7 separate regions of the Homo sapiens genome follow, and regions 1, 3, 4, 5, 6 and 7 are each linked to region 2. The links are chromatin contacts, found by Hi-C or POLR2A ChIA-PET in ENCODE. All regions are on one chromosome and are shown on one strand. The core of a region is the stretch at or near the end of the contact, and the rest is flanking DNA. Distances in the headings are between cores, read along the strand shown.

Region 1 (2,700 bases), core at 25-2,524, 850 kb before region 2:
GCTGCCAGGACCAAGTAGGGGAAAGGTGACTTGCTTCTGAAAACCACCAATCCCCACACAAAACAAAGCTGATGATGGTGATGACTGCCATTTATTGAGGGGCTGTTACTACACGAGTTCTCATTTCCATCCCAATCTGATAGGGAGGAAAACGGAGGTACAGAAAGCTGACTAATCCAAGGTCACACAGCAACAAGCTAGGCTGTCATGCAAACCAGGGTCCTCTCAGTTCAGCTTTTCCCAGGTTGCAGCCGACAGGCTCTCAGCACCAGCATCCTCTAGAGAGCTGGTTTAAAAACCTAGGGGCATGTGATTCCTGCCCCAAGACCTGCCAAATGAGAGTGTCTAGGGATGGAGCTTTATAAAGACAAGAAACCCAAATTTTATATATGAGAAAACTGAGGCACAGAAAGGTGGCGTGACCTGCCAAGGTCATGCCGTAAGCATCCTCAGGAGTCCTGCTGGGACTCCAGAGCCAGCAAGGACAAACTTCCTGGGGGAGGTGGCATTTGACAGTGTGGGCCTCTAGGGGAAGAGAGGGCACTATAGGGGAAGAGGACAGCATTAATAAAGGCTGAAGCGGGAAAGGACAGGCAACAACTTCTCAAAGTGGCTAGGGGAAGGAAGAAATACATACAGAACCACGATGACAGCCTTCCCGCAAGAGCCCATCTGAGCTTCTGGGAAGAAAGCCTGTGTGGCATTTACAATCTGCAGGTCTCCAGCAGTGGCCCTCTGGGTGTGTCTGGTTGCTGCTCAGGATGAGAAAGCCACGGGAGGTGGTGACTCAGTCCCCACCCAGCCTCCAGATAGCCTCCTTTTAAATTCAAGATGAGCTCAGAGACTGGGGAAATGTCAAGAAAACCCTCCTCCCAGAACAGATGGGAACAGACCCAGGGAAGGCGGCCTGAGGGGTAGGCTATCAGGCAGAAGCCATAAACCTGGAGAAACGCTGCGGGCTGTGGAGAAGAGGCCTGGGCTACAAGTTTGCCTGTCACTGCTGTGGCTGTGGGCCCCTGAGCAGGTCCTTGTCTCTCTCTGGGCCCCCTATTTTTCATTCACCTGTGAAACAGGGAGAACTCCACTGGCTTCCGACTTCCAGGCCTGTTGGTGGAGAACAATGGTCGGGAAAGAGCCTGGCTGATTACACAATGCCTCACACAGCCTGGGAGAGATGAGAAGATCACTCCTATTACTATTAGAATAGCCACAGGTGCTTTCCTAGTTATCTAAACCCCAACCACAGGGCATGCGGGGGTGGGGGGGATGGGGGGGGAACTGGGCTGTCTAGTTCCTACAAAGAGAAAAGTCACCCAGATGTTTTTGGGAAGGGAAAGTTCACATTTATTAAGTGCCTACTGTGCACCAGATTTAAAAAAAAATACATAATCTCATTTAATCCTCATCATAATCCTGTAGTACAGATCTTGAGTCCAGATAAGAAAACTGAAGCTCAAAGAAATAATTTGCCCAAGATTACAAACGCAGTGAATGATGGAGACTGATTAAAACCAGGCGTTTGTGGTTCTGAAACCCAGAGTTTCTACTCTCTGGAACAGTTTCTTCTTTTTTTTTTTTTGAGACAGAGTTTTGCTTTTGTCACCCATGCTGGAGTGCAATGGTGCAATCTCAGCTCACTGCAACCTCCGCTTCCCAGGTTCAAATGATTCTCCTGCGTCAGCCTCCCAAGTAGCTGGGATTACAGGCGTGTGCCACCACACCCAGCTAATTTTTGTATTTTCAGTAGAGACGGGGTTTCACCATGTTGGCCAGGCTGATGTCGAACCCCTGACCTCCAGTGATCTGCCCGCCTCGGCCTCCCAAAGTGTTGGGATTACAGGCGTGAGCCAGCGCGCCCGGTCGACAGGGTCTCATTTTGTTACCCAGGCTGGAGTGCAGTGGCATGATCTCAGCTCACTGCAGTCTCGACCTCCTGACCTTCTGGATTCAAGCTGTCCTCCTGCCTCAGCCTCCTCCAAGTAGCTGGGAATACAAGCGCATGCCACCACACCCAGCTAATTTTTGTATTTTTTGGAGCAACAGGGTTTTGTCTTGTTGCCCAAGCTGGTCTTGAACTCCTGAGCTCAAGCGACCTGCCTGCCTTGGCCTCCCAAAGTGCTAGGATTACAGGAGTGAGCCGCTGCTCACACAATTCTTGAGGGATTCCATGATTTCAGAATCAGTCTTAGGATAAGGAATGTTATTCCCATTTTATGGATTAGGAAGCTGAAGCCCAAAGGAAAGTGACATCCCTAAAAGTGGGTGAGATGTGGGAACTGGGATCCTGCACCCCTCACTTCCAGGCCAGGCACCAAGCCCTTCTTCTTTTCCACTGCAAGTAGCTGAAGTAAAGCACCAAGCACAGCGTACACAGTAAAAAGGTCAAAGGATGTTAGAGATTGTCATTATACACCAGGGGCAGGTGATAACAGCATGACAGTGACTTCTTCAAAGGCAGTGCCATGGAACAGGACCCAGAAGTCCTGGCTCAAACCTCTGTGGGTCCCTGGCCCTTCTGGGCCTCATCTCTTCATCTGTAAGACAAGGCGCTTGAACAGCTGATCTCATTCCCTGCACCAAAGTTCTAGGACATCCTAAGCTCCTTGACAGCAAACCCCAGCTCTCTGCAGAACCTCTCTCGGCTGAGGTCTTTGTTCCCCTACTCTACAGGGGAAGCAGGAAAAGCAGCCAAGGCTCACA
Region 2 (2,700 bases), core at 110-2,609:
GTCGGGAGAAGGTCGAGCGGCTCCTCAGAGACTACTGGAGACCCAGTCGGTTCTGCGGGAACCCAAGGGCTCCACTGGGGCCTTGCGGACCACAGACCTATTTTCCCCTCGAGACCGGGCCGCAGATTGCTCAGTCCACAAGCCAGACAGCTGGGAAGTCTCTCACAGGCTTTGGTCCCACCGCAGCCCTATCCCGGCTCCAGCTCCGCCCTCTGAAGCCCCGCCCCTCAGGGAGGCTCCGTCAAGAGTTGGTCTCCTGGCCGGGCGCGGTGGCTCACGCCTGTAATCCCAGCGATTTGGGAGGCCGAGGCGGGCGGATCACCTGAGGTCGGGAGTTCGAGGCCAGCCTGATTAACACGGAGAAACCCCGTCTCTACTAAAAACACAAAAATTGGCCGGGCATGGTGGCGCACGCCTGTAATCCCAGCTACTCGGGAGGCTGAGGCGGGAGAATCGTTTGAACCCGGGAGGCGGAGGTTGCGGTGAGCCGAGATCATGCCATTGCATGGCATGGGCAACAGGAGCGAAACTCCGTTGCAAAAAAAAAAAAAAAAGAGTTGGTCCCTCCCCCAAACGGATGACCCGCCCCCAGCCTTAGATCTTGGTGGAACCCAATTGTCCTGGGAGCCACTCACGCTAACATTGAGGCCGCGCCCCCTCAGTGGCACCCAACCACAAGATTTTCCCCGCCCCTTCCCATAACCGTCCAGGACACCGAGGCTCCGCCCCTTAAGGGATCTCATTTAGCACCATCCCTTTACCCTACAGGACCCACCTTGTAGGAGGTGCCCAGATATCATCTTAGCCCCGTCCCCGCCCAGCACCGCCCTTTAGGCCCCGCCCCCTCCACTGGCTCACCCGGGGTCGACCCCGCCCGCACCCGAGGCCCCGCCCCTCACGGTTGCCGCGCCACAGGCTGTCTGCCAGTTGTGGCTCCGAGGCGCTGGCTTCTGCTGAGAGCTTCCTGCCCATGTGGTTCCTCCGGGCACTCCCGCGCTCAAGGCGGGCTCACCGCAGCTCGGGCCCCGGGCTCTTCTGCCCTCGGGCTCCCCAGGCCCGGGCTCCGCTGACCGGAGCCCTTTGCTGTCCTCCGAGGTGATGCTCATTGAGCTGTTCTCGCTGAAAAAGTTGGGCGTGTGCTTGCGCGAGGACGAGGCCGAGCCCGGGCGGGAGCTTCGCCGCATCCTGACCCCCTGCTGCCTAGTCACTGACGCTAAAGCCGCCGCTGCGGTCGCCAAGGCCCTGGGGCCTCCTTCAGCCGCTGCGCGCCGCGGGGACCCCACGGACCCTGCGTGAAGTCGGCAGGCCCCGCGGCCGCACCTGCCCTCCCGCTGTGTCCCGGCCGGCTGCTGACGTCACAGAGGAGCCTCGGTCTCCGCGGGCTGCCCTGGCCGCGCGTCACGGAGCTGGCCGTGACGTCACCTGGAGCCGTAGCCATGGCAGCCTCTCCTTCTGACTTTGTTGTTGTTTAAGAGACAGGGTCTTTCTCATTGCCCAGGCTGGAGTGCAGTGGCCTGATCATAGCTCATTGTAACTTCGAACTCCTAGGCTCAAGCGATCCTCCCGCCTCGGCCTCCCAAAGCGCTGGGAGTACAGGCGTCAGCCACCGCGCCCGGCCTCTTTTACAGCAAGCGATGATGTCACAGCACTTCCCAGAAAACCCCATCTAAAATGGCACTCAGTCTATAACAGTTTTTTTCTTTCTTTCTTTCTTTCTTTCTTTCTTTCTTTCTTTCTTTCTTTCTTTCTTTCTTTCTTTCTTTTTTTTTTTTTTTTGAGATGGAGTCTCATTCTGTTGCCCAGGCTGGAGTGCAATGGCGCGATCTTGGTCCACTGCAACCTCCGCCTCCCGGGTTCAAGCGATTCTCCCGCCTCAGCCTCCTGAGTGGCTGGGATTACAGACATGCACCACCATGCCTGGCTAATTTTGTATTTTTAGTAGAGACGGGGTTTCTCCATGTTAGTCAGGCTGGTCTTGAACTCCCGATCTCAGGTGATCCACCCGCCCCGGCCTCCTAAAGTGCTGGGATTACAGGCATGAGCCACTGCGCCCAGCATTTTTATTTTTATTTTATTTTTATTTTTTGAGACAGAGTCCTGCTGTGTCGCCCAGGCTGGAGGGCAGTAGTGCAATCTCGGCTCAGTGCAACCTCCGCCTCCCGGGTTCAAGCGATTCTCCTGCCTCAGCCTCCCGAGTAGTTGGGATTACAGACACCCGCCATCATGCCTGGCTAATTTTTGTATTTTTGTAGAGACGGGGTTTTACCATGTTGGCCAGGCTGGTCGTGAACTCCTGACCTCAGGTTATCCGCCTGCCTGGGGCTCCCAAAGTGCTGGGATTACAGGAGTCAGCTACTGCGCCTGGCCTCTTTTAAAGCAAGTGATGACGTCACAGCACTTCCTAGAAAACCCCATCTAAAATTGCACTTAGCAAATACCAGTTTCTATCCCCCTTCCCTGTTTTGTTTTTCTCCTCAGCACGTGTCACTAACATGCTATATATTTCATTTCTCTCTTTCTTTGAGATGGAGTCTCGCTCTGTTGCCCAGGCTGGAGTGCAGTGGCATGATCTCAGCTCACTGCAACCTCCATCTCCCGGCCTCAAGCAATCCTCCCGCCTCAGCCTCCCGAGTAGCTGGGACTACAGGCTTGCGCCACCACACCCAGCTAATTTTTGTATTTTTTGTAGAGATGGGGTCT
Region 3 (2,700 bases), core at 180-2,679, 960 kb before region 2:
GGCGTCATCACACTAACAATCAGTTCTACCCTCAGTGACCTGTGGCAGCAACCCCTCGACACAACATCCCGTACACCCTCCTACAGACTCCCACGACGCCACCTGCAGCCACTCCCGCACGAACTTTCTGACAACTCCCCTAGCTGGTCCCGACACTCCCCCGGGCCGCGCACTCACGCCCGCATTCCCAGCAGTTCAGACAAAGCGCGCAACCTCCCCCGCGGCCCAGACCGAGTCGGAGCACATGGCTCCTGGGTCGGCGAGGAATCGTCCGGCGCTCGGGGCGCTTGCACCCCACAGTCCCCACACCCCGGGCCGACTCCGCGCACCAGCTCCCGCGCGGGCCCGCCATCCCGGTGGGACGGGGGCTCTGGAAGAAAGAAAACTCACGTGTCTGTCCCGGGGCAGGAAAAAGTTTGGTTCCCACCCCTACTCCGGCAGTTCGGGGCTGGCCGACTCTTCGGGGCGCGGGGACGGCGGAGCGTGCGCGCTCGGCTTTGTGCTCCGAACTGGGCCCGGAGGGGGAGGGGAGGGGAAGGGAGGGGAGGGGGCTGGGCTCCCACCTCCGCGCCGCCCCCCCCCCCCCAGCCCTGCGCCCAGACTCCATGTTGGCCGCCCCCTGCCCCGGAGACTACGCGCTTCTCCCGCGGGAGGCTTGGATCACCTTCGGCCTGCCCGAGGGTCCCGGCGCGAACAAACTTTCTCCGGGGCGCCGGCCCCACGCGCCCCGCTTCCTTGGCCAGCCTGGGAGTGACAGATGCCTCGGAGACAGACTTTCCTTTGTTCCAAAGGAAAGGGGAACTCGCGCGGGCTCCCCAGGGCCCCCCCGCTCCGGGCCCTTCCCGCGGCCCCCACCCCCAGCTGTCACTCTCGGCCGCCCCCTGTCCGGCTCGGCGGCGGGGGGGCCCTGCTGGCGGTTAGCAACGTGCACTTTTGAAACCAAACAAATCCGTCCCCCCGCGCGCTCACTCAGGTCCGGTGCAGGATCGGCCCTCTCCTGGGGTGGGATCCTATGAAGCTGGGCCCCCCACCAGGGCCCCAAGCGGGCTTCCTCCCGGGGGCTGGAACAGTCCCCCACCGGCCCCCGGAGCGCAGCGCCGTCGGGACTCACAAACACCCCCCGGGGGCCGTCGGGACTCACAAACACCCCCGAGCTCACACACCCCCTACCGCACGCGCCAGGACGACGCCCCCTCCCCGTCCGGCCGAGAAAAAGAAACTTTCCAAGTTGTCCGCGCGCCCCCACCCCCATCTGGCCCTCTGCTGCTCCCTGCACTGACTTTTCCCAGCGGCTTTCGGGTCCACGCGGCCTCCGGCTCGGCGCGGGGCGTCCCGGCGGGGAGCGGGGGGCGCCGGGGGCGCGCGCCGCGTACCTGCCCGGCCTGACACTCGGCCTGACAGCTCGCGGCTGGAAAGCACCTCGCGGCCTGACGTCAGATCCCCTCTCCTCCCCCCGCGCCCTCTGCGCCCTCCCCCACCCGCCCGGAGGGAGAAAACAAACTTTGTGCGGAGCGCGACGAGCTGCGCCCACCCCCCGCGGGGCGGGCCGTCGGCGCCGAGGGGCTTCGCCCCGCCCAGCGCGCCCGGAGGGGGCGGGGCCGCGGGCACCTTCTTCCTGCGCCCACCCCGCCCTCAGGAATGCTGCATGGCCTACCCATAGCGGCGGTGGGAGCCTCCGCCGGGGAGAGCCCGCTCGGGGGCAGGAAGTGGCCCGGCCCTCCTCGTGGAGGGCGTTTCCGGAGCGCCTACTGTGCTCCTTGCCGGGGTGGGGGTCGTTACCGAGTGGGAACTTCTGCAAATCCTGACTTTTGTCACTTCGCGCCCCGCACAAGATGTCCTGCCGGCGGTGCGATTGGTCCCGTTGCTTCGAGGGGAAACTGAGGCCACTTAGTCCGGGCACTTACCCGCAGCTAGTTAAGGACTAGGCTCTGATGGAGACGCTTGTTACGACCTCAATGGCCTGTAGAATCTGGGAGGCCGCCTCCGACCTAAGCCCAAAAAGCACATGATCGGGCTCACAGGGGGCGGCCAGAGGTGAAAACAGCCAACGCTTTACAACGACGCTGTGCGGGGCACTTCGTGTGTGTCATCCCGTCTCATCCTCGGGTGATAGGGTATGTGTTGTCCTATGTAAGTCTCTGGCTTACTCATGAGCCGCAGAGAGGTTCTTGATTTGCTTTTGTCACACAGTCAACCGGTATCATTCAGCCCAGGTCGGTCGATAGTGAAGCCTGATCCCTTACCCCTTGTGCCCGGCCTTAAACGATCAGTCCAGGAGCTCCCGGAGTTCCTGTCTGGTTTCTTTTTCCTCTTCTGCCAGTTACACCCTACTCCAGAAGGTTTTCCTTGGCCTCCCCCACCCCAGTCAGTACATTCTTCCCTGCTCTCTGCTGTGGGTACCACATACTGTGATATTTCTGTTAACCAGCCTCTTAGGGCATCCCCCCACGCCCCCCAGCCCTGTACCCGGACACGGCTAGGTCCAGATATCTAGGGCCCTTGAGCTTGGAAATCGCTTTGAAAACAGCTTTTGGACTTAATTACCCTTTAGCAATGGAGAACTCTAGGAACAAAACTCTTAATTTTTTCCAAACAAGCCTTAAGCCAATCAGAATGCTGATTAAAGATTGTTAAGGTTTCACCTGGACACCCCATAGAAGCCAGACTTCCTGCAAATGTTAAAAACCTCCTCACGGCAGC
Region 4 (2,700 bases), core at 40-2,539, 940 kb after region 2:
CCTGTCTCTACTAAAATTACAAAAAATTAGCCGGGCGTGATGGCGCATGCATGTAATCCCAGCTACTCGGGAGGCTGAGGCAGGAGAATCGCTTGAACCTGGGAGTCGGAGGTTGCAGTGAGCTGAGATCGCGCCATTGCACTCCAACCCGGGCAATAAGAGCGAAACTCCGTTTCCAAAACAAAAAAAAAATTTCTAAGCCTTCCTCAACTGTCCCTAGTTAGCCTATAATCAGCACATTTTTCAGCACACAAGGGTTAAGCGACTTGTTGAACTAGCTAATAAATCAGTCTACTACTCCAAAACGCATCTGTAGAACCTAACATAGTGCCTGGAAAATAGTTGGCGTTTAACAAACAACTGCCAGAATAAATTTTTTAAAAAATACACATTTAACACTCTTTAAAAACATAAAAGGTACCAGCCTGGGCAACATGGCGAAACCCCGTCTCTACTAAAAGTACAAAAACTTAGCCGGGTGTGGTGGCGCGCACCTGTGGTCCCAGCTACTCTGGAGCCCGGGAGGTCCAGGCTGCAGTGAGCTGAGATTGCGCCACTGCACTCCAGCCTGGGCGACGGCACTGAGACCCTGTCTCAAAAACAAAAAACATAAACATTTTGGGCAGGGTGCGGTGGCTCACGCCTGTAATCCCAGCATTTTGGGAAGCCGAGGCGGGCGGATCACCTGAGGTCAGGAGTTCGAGACCAACCTGGCCAACATGGTGAAACCCCATCTCTACTAAAAATACAAAAAAAAAAAAAAAAAAAAAATAGCCGCGCGTGGTGGTGGGCGCCTGTCATCCCAGCTACCCAGGAGGCGGAAGTTGCAGTGAGCCAAGATCGCGCCACTGCACTCCAGCCGGACGACAGAGCGAGACTCCGTCTCAAAAAAAATAAAAATAAAAATAAAAATAAACATTTTGGCATTGAAAACATACACGCAAGAGTGAATTTAACATCTGTTTAAAAGTCTCTCACAATCCCAGGAAGGCGACTACTTCCGCTTCTACTTTCAGCAGCGTTTCAGCCCCGCTATAGCGGCGCGGCTTCACAAAACACCTGCGATCGTAGAAGGTTTCGCCCCACCTTCTGCATACGCAGCTTGAGGCGCCCGCTTTCCGTCGCTCCGGCCCGCCTCGCCGCAAGGCTTTCTGGGAGCCGTAGTCCCCACGTCTGGCCTCTCCGGCGCCAGCGGCAGCGCGCGCCCACCCGCGGAACTACAGAGCGTGGCGCACAGCGCGCGAGGCTCCTCCGCCTCGCCTTCCCTCCCCGCCCGCGCGCCCGCCCCAGTTATCATGGCGGCTCCCTTGGTCCTGGTGCTGGTGGTGGCTGTGACAGTGCGGGCGGCCTTGTTCCGCTCCAGTCTGGCCGAGTTCATTTCCGAGCGGGTGGAGGTGGTGTCCCCACTGAGCTCTTGGAAGAGAGGTGAGGCCACTGGCTCGAGCAGACTGTCAGGCCCCACCTGCCCTCCCGCGGCCTCTGTGAATGGGAGGCGGGGGCAGTGACCGCCAGCGCGCGGTTCCTAGAGAACTAACTGACTGTCTCGTGGGGTTCTTGGAGAGGGCGGGGCCTGAGGGCGGGGCTGGTGAGGGGAGGGGGCGTGGGGACCGGGGCGTGGGGACAGTGTCGTGAGGTTTGGGCCCTGGGGGCCGGACCACCTAGTGGTGGGGATCTGAGGGGGCGTGTCCCATTCAGTGTCCTGAGCCGAGGAGTGTGGTCTGTGGGAAGGGTTGGAATAAGAGGAGGAGGTGCTTGTGGAGCGCGGCTTGCAGAGGAGTTTGGGATTTGGGGCGGGATCGCCAGGGGTGCTCCCTGGGATAAAAGGTTATGTGTGAGGGGGTCCGGGATGAGGGGACCAATTTTGCTTAAGCGAGGAGAGTGTGCGTGTGCTTTAGACGTCTCTTCTCAGTCTGGGACTTGCAGGGCAATTTTTGTTACTGTTCCTTACTAAGTTCTTCACCGAACATTGTTTTATACTAACGCCTACAGCGAGAAAGCGAAGTTGGCCTGAAGTAGCTGCACAGGCTAGTGAGGGAGACAAATCGTTATAATAATTCATGAAAAGTATACTTTATGTGTCCACCCAGTTCCTTCCTTAGTATTCTGACCCTGAATAAACTATCCCCTACCTTTCCAGTTTTCCAGAATGTGGGATTTGAGCTGACTCTTGAAGGATGTAGGGTTTTGAAAGGGAGATTAGAGAAAAGGAGAGTTCCAGGTAGCAGAAAGTAAATAGGATGAAGAAACGTTCAAGGATGTGAAATGTCCAAAGCAGGGGAGTAATGGGGTGGAAGCTAGGTTTAGGCCAGAGTTTGATGATTAAAAAAAAACAAACAACTTTTTTTTTTTTTTTTTTACTGAAGTACAGTATACATACAATGCATATTAAGTAAGTGTAGAGTTCAATGAATTTTTAAAAACTGTATTCACTCATGTAGCCAGCACCTAGTTCAAGAAACAGTATCAGCACCCCAGAAGTCCCCTTTGTGTCCTTTAAATGCTAAAGTTTTTTTGTTTTTGTTTTTGTTTTTTGTTTAGAGACAGGGTCTTTCTATGTTGCCCAGGCTGGTCTGGAACTCCTGGACTCAAGCAGTCTCACTTGGCCTCCCAAAGTGCTGGGATTTCAGGCGTGAGCCATGGCACCTGGCCAAGGCTAACGTTTTGATGTTATCCCATAGAATGTTGGTATGGGGAACGGCA
Region 5 (2,705 bases), core at 58-2,557, 740 kb after region 2:
TATCTATCTGTCTATCTATCTGTCCTTTACCCAGACTGAGGGCAAGGGTAGGGGGATTTTCCTTATACCTTTTTTTTTTTTTTTTTTTTTTTTTTTTTTTGAGACAAAGTCTTGCTCTGTCGCCCAGGCTGGAGTGCAGTGGTGCTATCGTGGCTCACTGCAACCTCTGCCTCCTGGGTTCAAGCAATTCTCCTGTCTCAGCCTCTCGAGTAGCTGGGATTACAGGTGCCCGCCACCACACCCGGCTAATTTTTGTATTTTTAGTGGAGACGGGGGTTTCACCATGTTGGCCAGGCTGGTCTCGAACTCCTGACCTCAAGTGATCCGCCCGCCTCGGCCTCCCAAAGTGCTGGGATTACAGGCGTGAGCCACTGCTCCTGGCCGATTTTCCTCATACATTTTAACAGACATGGAACCATCTATCAGAACTTCTGAACTATTACTAATACAATCCCAGCCCAAGTTAAAAAAATAAATAAAACAACTTGACATCGTAGTAACTCGTTCAGTCTTATACCGCGTAATTTCCATTAGGATGTCCGATATACTAAAAATAGATCGGGGACTCCATTACTAATCTGAGGACCCCAAGATGGGAACCAGACCCGTTATTGCCCTCAACAGTTCACAGGTTAAGGGTCTCAGGAGGCAGTGGCTGAGCTGGTGTGAAAGGGAAGCAAAGAAAGTTCTATTCGTGGCCCTCCTCCCTTCAAGGCTCCCGTCGCCCCTTAGAGACCCTCTTTTCGCCTCAGGAACTCCCCTTCTCTTCCCATGAAACTTTCACTCTCTTGGCCGACCTCCCCGTCCCAATCTCAAGGAACCTCACTTCTTCCCTCACGGAATCCCGCGTCTCCTCGCAAAAACCCGCATCTCCACCACGGACCCTCCAAGTCTGCAGGGAACTCCCCAGCTCCCATGGAACCCTCGTCTCCTCCCGGAATCCCTTTTCCATTTTCAAAGAACCGCAATTCTTCCTTCACAGAACCTCCATCTCCTCACCCACCCCTCAGCTTCCCAAGGGAGCCCCCGACTCCCCCAGGGAGCCCCCACTCTTCTCCTCACTGACACCCCAGGCCCGCCCGGGCCGGGCCTCACCCCGCGGCTCCTCCACGGAGCGCCGGTGCAGCTCGCGGTAGCGCTGCAGCGAGGGGACGTGCGCGGAGCGGCTGACCTCGGGCGGCGGAGACCAACTCCGCGCCCGGCCTCCGGCTCCAGCTTCCTCCTGGCCCCGGCTCCCGCTGCCGCTCCGGACCCGCTCCTCAGGAAGCCCCATCACGTCAAGTTCCTAGAACCGCGGCCGCCTTTGCGGTCGCGGCGGGTGCCGGGACTGAGAAAACAGGCCGAACTAGAGGCGGGGCCTCCGTAGAGGGGCGGGGCCTGGTGAGTGGGGGAGTGGCTTAGTCTGGCGGGTGGGCGGTGCCAGAGGGGGCGGGGCCGTGTCTGGTTGGGGAGGGATCGAGGTTGGCAAGGACAGAAATACTATAAGGAAAAGTCGAGGGATAGGGGTGGAGCTGACTTGCCGGAAGGAGTGACGCCGTCGAGTGAAAGCAGAAGGGGCGGGGCCGGGTGTGACAAGGGAGAGGGTGGAACCGTGGAGTGCCAAGGGAGGGGCGGGGCCAGGCGGGACAGGAGAGGAGGTGGGCCCATGGAGTGATGGGGAGTAACCCGGCTGGTTGTGACAGGAGAGGAGGCAGAGCCATGGAGTGACCAGAGTGGGGTGGGGTCTTGGAGTGACAGATAAGGGGTTGGGTTAAGGCAAGGATCGAAAGGGAAAGGGATGGACTAAGGAGAGGAGTTGAGTAAGGTCCATCGCGGAGCCGCCCCGTGATCTGATTGCACAGTCCTGACTATCACCAGTTCCTTCCAGGTGACACCCTTCCCTCCAGGTCCCCCCTCTCTGAGCCACACCCACATTCTCGTCCTCCGGAAAAACTTCTCCCATGACCTTGAGGGCATGCTCTGGCGACAGCACCTCCTCTCTGCTCACCCTGGAACCAGCTCAGATTTTCTCCCTCTTATGAGGACATGTCTTCAATCTCCTTGCCTTCACAAATCTCCATCCAGATCTAAAGTACAAGACTCAATAAGTGAAGACTAGGAGACACCTTCAGGTTTTTTGTAATAAGCCCACCTCCTAATTGCACAAATGGCAAACCCAGGAAAGGGAAGGAACTGGTGCACAGTCAGAGAGCAAATAACGACCAAGTTAGGGCCAAAGCTAGGTTCTTTGACTCCAGATTTGGTTTTACTTCCTCGTCAGGCTTGAAGCTAAGGCTTGTAAAATATCAAAGTCTGTGCAAATAGGAAAAATCATTCACATTCTCTTTTTTTGTTGTTGTTTTTGTTTTGAGATGGAGTCTCTCGCTCTGTCGCCCAGGCTGGAGTGCAATGGCACAATCTCGGCTGACTGCAACCTCTGCCTCCTGGATTCAAGCAATTCTCCTGCCTCAGCCTCCCGAGTAGCTGGAATTACAGGTGCACACCACCACACCCAGCTAATTTTTGTATTTTTAGTAGAGATGGGATTTCACCATGTTGTCCAGGCTGGTCTTGAACTCCTGACCTCAGGTGATCTGCCCGCCTTGGGCTCCCAAAGTGCTAGGATTACAGGCGTGAGCCACCACACCTGGCCCACATTCTCTTCTTTCCTTCACAATCTCTTTACTCCACCAAGGGAAACCCCCACCACCACCACCACAACCTGG
Region 6 (2,724 bases), core at 44-2,543, 990 kb before region 2:
CACAGACGACTCAGGTTTCTGATCTGCCCTAGATTCCAGAAACCAGTCCTTATACAAGAAAAGAAAGAAATGACACAGCAGATTAGAGACTGCAGGTTTTGCAAGAGCTGGGCAGGGCTGGGGGCAGAACAAGGGCACCTTCAGGAAGTGCCTCCCATCCCCCTTTACAGGAACTTCAGGAAGGAAAATCCACTTCGGCAGCCCAGAAAACCAAGAAATGACTGCAAATATAATACGCTTTTCAAGCTACCTGGAATCAAGCTGTTTGTGATGGCCCCTTCCAGATCATGGAGCAGAGTTACGAAGCATCCTCCGAATGGGACGAGTAAGAACGTTCTGAAGTCCCAACCAATTCTCGCACATATCTGGTGGCGTTTCTCCACCCCCACACCTCACACTCACCCAGCGGGTGGTCTCAGTCTCCCCTCTTGACTCATGCTTATCAAAGTATTCGGTCCTTTACATTCAACAAGCAACAGCAGCTCAAGATTAGCGAGCCTCACTATGTGCAAAAGGCTTTAATGTACCACAGTACCCCACTTCAGAGTTATTCTGAGTTAAACGAGATTCCGCTTGCAGAGCACCTGGCACGTAGAAAGCATTCTCAGCAGAAGTCTGTTACTGTTAATGTTTGTGCTACTTAATTCGAAAGAAACAAGTAACCTACTCAAAACCCTACTGCACATAAAAGGCGGAGGCCGAATCGAATTCAGCTCCCTTTCCCAGTTCAGGCACAAACCCTGCCCGCGAATGACAACGCCTCTCCCCGCTCCTCGCCAATTCCGCATAACTAGGGGGCTTCATCCTTAGGCCACCCTTCGGGGAGCTCCAAGCCCAGCTGTCCGCCCAGTGCCCGCCAAGTTTGCTCTGACACCCTTGGGCCACCCGCCCCACTGCCCTACTCGATTGTGCCGGAACGAGGACGAGGGCAGGCCCGCGCCAGTCTTCCGTTCCCCGAGTCCCAGCCGACTCCTCGCACCCGCGCCCTGTTCAGACTCCACCGTACCTTATCCTCCCAGGCCGCGTCGCTCCGCAGCACCTTACTCCAGACGGAGACTTTGAGGGCCCCGTTGGCCAGCTGCGGCTGAGGCGGCTCCTCCTTCCGCCGCCCGCCGCTCATCCTCCCGTCGCGCCGCCCGGGCCGGGCCTGGGGCGCGCGGGCTGAGCCAAAGGGAGTCGGGGTCTAGGGTCGCAGGTCACGGCGCGGGGCGGCTGCAGGCTCAGCGGCCCGGTCCTGCGGCGCGCTGCGGTTCCTCACAACCTGGCCAAGCTACCCGGTTCCGCCGGCTCTACAGAGCAGGCGCCGCGAAGGGAGGGGCGGTGCAGTGTCGCGCGCCCTCCCGCCGACGTGCTCACGCAGCCAATCGGCGACCGCGAAGCCATCCGAGTGAAACAGCGACCGGCGCCTTGGCGCAAGCGCGCTACTCGTGGCGGAAATGACGTCAGCATCCGCCGGGCTCGCGGTAAGGTGTGAGGGGAGGGACAATCTTGGTAGAACGGTGACATGGGCGCCAGGAGGCGCTGTGGAGACCGAGGAGGTAGGGGAAAACCGAGGCTGGACGTCAGCGTCGCCCAGTCGGCCACAGCTGCCCCTCGAGCAGCGAGTGGGGCAGGAGCGGCTCTACCTTTCCTTGCGACCTACTCGCCTGCTGAGCCCAGACCTTGCTCCAGGGTAGCTCCAAGCTGCCCCACAGGATTTAGCCCGCTTATTTTCTCCCCTAACCCTGCAAGTTCTGTAGGGCCTTGTTGAAGATGTTAACTCTTCTGTAATAACTAACCATTTCATCTTGCCCAGCACCCTCTTTTGGCACACGAGAGCCCTGAGACCCCAAAAGAGGAAATGAGATTCTGAGGCCGTATAGCAAGGTGGACCCAACCGGGGACTCCTGGGCGGCAAATACAAGGATTGGGTTAGGTATCAGGATATCTGAGTGTTCACATACAGCGTCCTCACCATGTGCTGCGTCAGTGGTTCACAAAGTGAGCTTCCGGATCAGCAGCGGCCGTATCGCCTGGGAACTGGGTAGAGGCGCAGGTTCTCGGCCCCCATTCCACGCCTACTGACTCAGAACCCCTGGGGATGGGGCTCCTTCCGGTGGCCCTCCAGGTGGTGCCAGGCTCACTGTGCTGGTAAGTCCAGAGACCAAGGCACATCCCTTCTGGACAGTGGATTTTTTTTTTTTTTTTTTTTTGAGACGGCACGGTCTCTGCTCACTGCAACCTCCACCTCCCGGGTTCAAGCGATTCTCGTGCCTCAGCCTCCCACGTAGCTGGGATCACAGGCGCCCACTACCACGCTCCACTAGTTTTTTTTGTATTTTAGTAGAGACGGGGGTTTCACTATGTTGCCCAGGCTGGTCTCGAACTCCTGAGCTCAGGCAATCCGCCCATCTTGGCCTCCCAAAGTGCTAGGATTACAGGCGTGAGCCACCTCACCCGGCCTCTGGACAGTGGATTTATAAAGACAAGTAATGTATCTGGTACCTGGGTGTGTCTGACTCCAGAATCTGTGCTCTTAACCGTTAAACTTTAAAGCTGAGAGTATCTTTTTTTTTTTTAAACAGGTCAGAGTATCTTTTGCATACCTATCAACATTCACCTGTAATTCTTCACTTTTCAGGAGTAATAGAACCTCCCTAGGGAGGCCAGGCGCAGTGGCTCACTCCCATAATCCCAGCACTTTGGAAGGCCGAGGTCGGTGGATCACTTGAGGTCAGGAGTTCG
Region 7 (2,700 bases), core at 19-2,518, 660 kb after region 2:
TGCTCGTTTGTTTTGTTTTTAGGACAGGGTCTCACGCTGTCACCCAGGCAGGAGTGCTGCAGCGTGATCTCAGCTCACAGCAGCCTCCGTCTCCGGGGCTCAAGAATTCTCACGCCGCAGCCTCCCGAGTAGCTGGGATTACAGGCACGGGCCAACACACCCGGCTAATTCTTGTATTTCTAGTAGAGACGGGGTTTCGCCATGTTGCCCAGCCTGGTCTCCAACTCCTGAGCTCAAGTAATCCACCTGCCTCGGCCTCTCAAAGTGCTGGGATTACAGGTCTGAGCCACTGCACCCAGCCAGCCTTTGCTGCTTTTGTTCCTGCAATTTGGAACACTGTCCCCATCCCAGCCTCTCACCTCTACCCCTACCTCCTTCACTACCTATACCTTCCTATCCATCCTTCAAGACCCCAAAAACCATCCCTGATTCCTTCAGAAAGGCAGTTTATTGCCTATCTTATCAGACTGAAAGCAGTGGCTGTGTCTTATTTATGGTTAATTCCCTAGAAGCTGGACTGATACATTCCATTTAACTAAAATTCGTATCAGGTGCTTCGGACTGCAGACAAGCCTATCACAACCCAGAAGGAAGAAACAGGGAAGGCACCTGGGGGCTGCCAAGCAATGAGGTGGGGGGTAGGAATCATGAATCCGCATATTTTTAAAAACTGCCCCAGATCCTGATGTAAACGGTACAAGAGAGTCTGAGAAACACAGGGCTCCCCTCAAACAGTCCTGACTTCAGCATTCCTGGAAAAATGAAAATCCTTTCCTTTTGCCTCTAATGCTTTCCCTGCTGGTATCCCAGGTTAAAAAAAAATAGATAAAATCAGGGGGATTTTTCTGGGACTTGGCTGGGCTGGGAAACAAGCCTGGGTTCTAATACAGGCTCAGCCCCTGACGTACTATGGGCCCCTGCCCCTCCTTGGGGCCTCCATTACCACGGCCACCCCCACCCTTATCAATTGTGTGCCCCTGAGGTAGTGACTGTCCCGCTCTGAGCATTAGTTTCCCCATCTTCCACTAGTCGTCGTCAGCTCTGACGCTCTATGAGCTATGCATACCCGTAGCTCCCCGCCGACCCCGATGGTCCCCTCCCCTCCTTCCCAAGGTCCATCCGCCAGGGTGCAGCCGACGCACTCCTAATGCTAAGGCCGCCCTCTCATCGACCGCCCCTTCCTGGCCTCGACTCAGCGCCAAAGGTATGGGTCTCTGCCCCGCCTGCTCTTTAAGCCTAGCCGGGGCGGTCAGCGCAAGCGCACTGGGTCGCATCGAGGCCCCGCCCCCTGAGCCTGGGTAGCGGCGCGAGGGCCGGGAGAACCGTTCGCGGAGGAAAGGCGAACTAGTAGGTTGGGGCGGCCACGGCGGCCGGCATGGGTCACGTTTCCTCGGGAGGAACGATGTGAGGGAGGGGTCTGGCAAGAGATTGGAATTCCGGAGGCCGGGAGACCTTGTGGCTGAAACCCTTCGTAGGAGCGGGGCAACTAGTGTCTAGTGAGGGGGTTGGGCTGGCGCGCACTGATCCCAGACTTTCCGGATCTTCTGCCTTTAGATCGGGCCGGTGTCGGGGCATGTAGGCCAGTGAGACTGGAGCCAGTTAGAGCTACAACGGGGAGCGATTAGGGCCAAACTTTGTCCAGGGTGGAAGCGAGCGGGCCCGTGAAGTGGGGCCAGCCTGGGCAGCCGACCGTGTCGTTGCCTCGGGGCCTTTCCAGGCACTGGCCTAAGTCCTGGCGATAAAGTGCGACCGATTTCCTTGTGGGCGTTTTGAGGCTTTCGGTGATCTGACCCGTCTGTCATTCATTCTTCATTCATTCATGTGATGAATGAATACAGTACTAAGCGCGGCTAATTACTAGGTAGAGAAGTGATCAAGACAAACACTGTTCCTACGGTACAGGGAAAAGTGATGGGCTGTAGAATGTAGAAGCCCGGGGCGGAGAACAGGGACAGCTTCCGGAACGAAATCGCGAGCCCAGATCAGGAGTGGTGGCGAGAGTTCCAAAGAGAAGACAGCACGTGCCAAGTCCTGGAAGGGGGACAGAGGCCAACATATCCTGGTCACTGAAGACACCTGACTCTGAATCTGTTTCACGCCCAGGGAAGAGATGACAGTGGCCGGGGCTAGGCTACAAACTCTGGAAATGGAGATAAATAAAGGAATTCAAAGTACTATATACTTAGGCAGCAAAATCCATAGGATTTGGGGAGAGTGAGATGTAGGAAACAAGTACTCAAGGCTTGGGTACCTGGGTGGGGTTCATCAGAGAAGAAGCAGATTTGTGGGAGACAACAACAAATTCTATTCTGGTTGTATGGAGACTCGCAGGAAAAAATTGGATATTCTAGTTTGAAGGTAGGAAAGTATTGCTGTGAAGATGTAGATTTGAATGTCATCAGCAAAACATAAATAAAGCCAAGGGAGGGTTGAGGCTGTAGAATGAGAAAAACAAAGGGCCCACTTAGCACCTTCATCTGATTTCTTTTCTTTCTTTCTTTTTTTCTTTTTTTTTTTTTTTGACAGAGCTTTGCTCTTGTTGCCCAGGCTGGAGTGCAATGGCACGATCTCGGCTCACTACAACCTCCACCTCCTGGGTTCAAGCTATTCTCCTGCCTCAGCCTCCCAAGTAGCTCGGATTACAGGCATGCGCCACCAGGCCCGGCTAATTTTGTATTTTTAGTAGAGATGGGGTTTCTC

What was found. Hi-C counts contacts between places; a loop is a spot of excess contacts on that map. ChIA-PET counts read pairs that join two places held with the same protein, here RNA polymerase II (POLR2A). Pooled maps may share reads with other maps.
Region 1: a loop to region 2 is called in a map of naive thymus-derived CD4-positive, alpha-beta T cell, with 19 times the contacts of the local background. The contact joins the enhancer-like site here to the promoter of SPAG4 in region 2. A Hi-C loop is called at or near these places in 1 of 168 maps with a recorded cell type or tissue (naive thymus-derived CD4-positive, alpha-beta T cell), 8 of 37 single-sample maps with no recorded cell type and 16 of 50 pooled maps. POLR2A ChIA-PET finds 5 or more read pairs at or near these places in 1 of 52 experiments (activated CD4-positive, alpha-beta T cell).
Region 3: a pooled map shows a loop between it and region 2 (7-fold over the local background). The contact joins the promoter of TGIF2 here to the promoter of SPAG4 in region 2. A Hi-C loop is called at or near these places in 3 of 37 single-sample maps with no recorded cell type and 9 of 50 pooled maps. POLR2A ChIA-PET finds 5 or more read pairs at or near these places in 4 of 52 experiments (A673, Caco-2, OCI-LY7 and 1 more).
Region 4: a map of naive thymus-derived CD4-positive, alpha-beta T cell shows a loop between it and region 2 (17-fold over the local background). The contact joins the promoter of PIGU here to the promoter of SPAG4 in region 2. A Hi-C loop is called at or near these places in 1 of 168 maps with a recorded cell type or tissue (naive thymus-derived CD4-positive, alpha-beta T cell), 2 of 37 single-sample maps with no recorded cell type and 9 of 50 pooled maps.
Region 5: a loop to region 2 is called in a map of CD14-positive monocyte, with 8 times the contacts of the local background. The contact joins the promoter of ACSS2 here to the promoter of SPAG4 in region 2. A Hi-C loop is called at or near these places in 3 of 168 maps with a recorded cell type or tissue (CD14-positive monocyte, CD4-positive, alpha-beta T cell and naive thymus-derived CD4-positive, alpha-beta T cell), 3 of 37 single-sample maps with no recorded cell type and 10 of 50 pooled maps. POLR2A ChIA-PET finds 5 or more read pairs at or near these places in 2 of 52 experiments (K562 and activated CD4-positive, alpha-beta T cell).
Region 6: a loop to region 2 is called in a map with no recorded cell type, with 10 times the contacts of the local background. The contact joins the promoter of RAB5IF here to the promoter of SPAG4 in region 2. A Hi-C loop is called at or near these places in 1 of 168 maps with a recorded cell type or tissue (CD8-positive, alpha-beta T cell), 5 of 37 single-sample maps with no recorded cell type and 5 of 50 pooled maps.
Region 7: a loop to region 2 is called in a pooled map, with 12 times the contacts of the local background. The contact joins the promoter of GSS here to the promoter of SPAG4 in region 2. A Hi-C loop is called at or near these places in 2 of 37 single-sample maps with no recorded cell type and 8 of 50 pooled maps. POLR2A ChIA-PET finds 5 or more read pairs at or near these places in 2 of 52 experiments (activated B cell and activated CD4-positive, alpha-beta T cell).

Annotation. Positions count from the first base shown.
Region 1 is chr20:36,463,730-36,466,429 of GRCh38, reverse strand. All of the region lies in intron 7 of DLGAP4 (DLG associated protein 4), which reads right to left. Among named protein-coding and RNA genes, the nearest start is that of MYL9, 76 kb to the left of the region's middle. RefSeq lists a silencer at 630-924 and enhancers at 815-994, 570-1,495, 1,496-2,422. Within about 2 kb of position 1,274, at least 25 of the 41 ENCODE cell types and tissues checked have a DNase peak (open chromatin) inside an H3K27ac peak, as active enhancers do.
Region 2 is chr20:35,614,488-35,617,187 of GRCh38, reverse strand. SPAG4 (sperm associated antigen 4) reads right to left here and starts at 1,359. Exons shown (of 12, transcript NM_003116.3): 1 at 881-1,359; 2 at 1-52. The coding sequence starts at 1,184. RefSeq lists an enhancer at 1-153 and a silencer at 584-1,313.
Region 3 is chr20:36,572,326-36,575,025 of GRCh38, reverse strand. It overlaps TGIF2 (TGFB induced factor homeobox 2), which reads right to left and starts at 1,429. Exons shown (of 3, transcript NM_021809.7): 1 at 1,281-1,429. It overlaps TGIF2-RAB5IF (TGIF2-RAB5IF readthrough), which reads right to left and starts at 511. Exons shown (of 5, transcript NM_001199535.2): 1 at 391-511. It overlaps DLGAP4-AS1 (DLGAP4 antisense RNA 1), which reads left to right and starts at 1,751. Exons shown (of 5, transcript NR_109939.1): 1 at 1,751-2,114. RefSeq lists silencers at 1,073-1,242, 1,313-1,402, 1,433-1,752 and an enhancer at 2,253-2,312.
Region 4 is chr20:34,675,681-34,678,380 of GRCh38, reverse strand. PIGU (phosphatidylinositol glycan anchor biosynthesis class U) reads left to right here and starts at 1,289. Exons shown (of 12, transcript NM_080476.5): 1 at 1,289-1,425. The coding sequence starts at 1,296. RefSeq lists enhancers at 49-934, 935-1,821 and silencers at 1,220-1,329, 1,570-1,669.
Region 5 is chr20:34,875,214-34,877,918 of GRCh38, reverse strand. ACSS2 (acyl-CoA synthetase short chain family member 2) reads right to left here and starts at 1,307. Exons shown (of 18, transcript NM_018677.4): 1 at 1,096-1,307. The coding sequence starts at 1,273. RefSeq lists silencers at 1,019-1,448, 1,529-1,668 and enhancers at 1,939-1,988, 2,009-2,088.
Region 6 is chr20:36,604,348-36,607,071 of GRCh38, reverse strand. It overlaps RAB5IF (RAB5 interacting factor), which reads right to left and starts at 1,293. Exons shown (of 4, transcript NM_018840.5): 1 at 1,007-1,293. The coding sequence starts at 1,120. All of the region lies in intron 2 of TGIF2-RAB5IF (TGIF2-RAB5IF readthrough), which reads right to left. RefSeq lists enhancers at 1-148, 1,500-1,639, 2,370-2,419 and silencers at 990-1,299, 1,979-2,378.
Region 7 is chr20:34,954,374-34,957,073 of GRCh38, reverse strand. GSS (glutathione synthetase) reads left to right here and starts at 1,268. Exons shown (of 13, transcript NM_000178.4): 1 at 1,268-1,347. MYH7B (myosin heavy chain 7B) reads right to left here and starts at 1,206. Exons shown (of 45, transcript NM_020884.7): 1 at 1,067-1,206. RefSeq lists enhancers at 941-1,120, 1,361-1,460.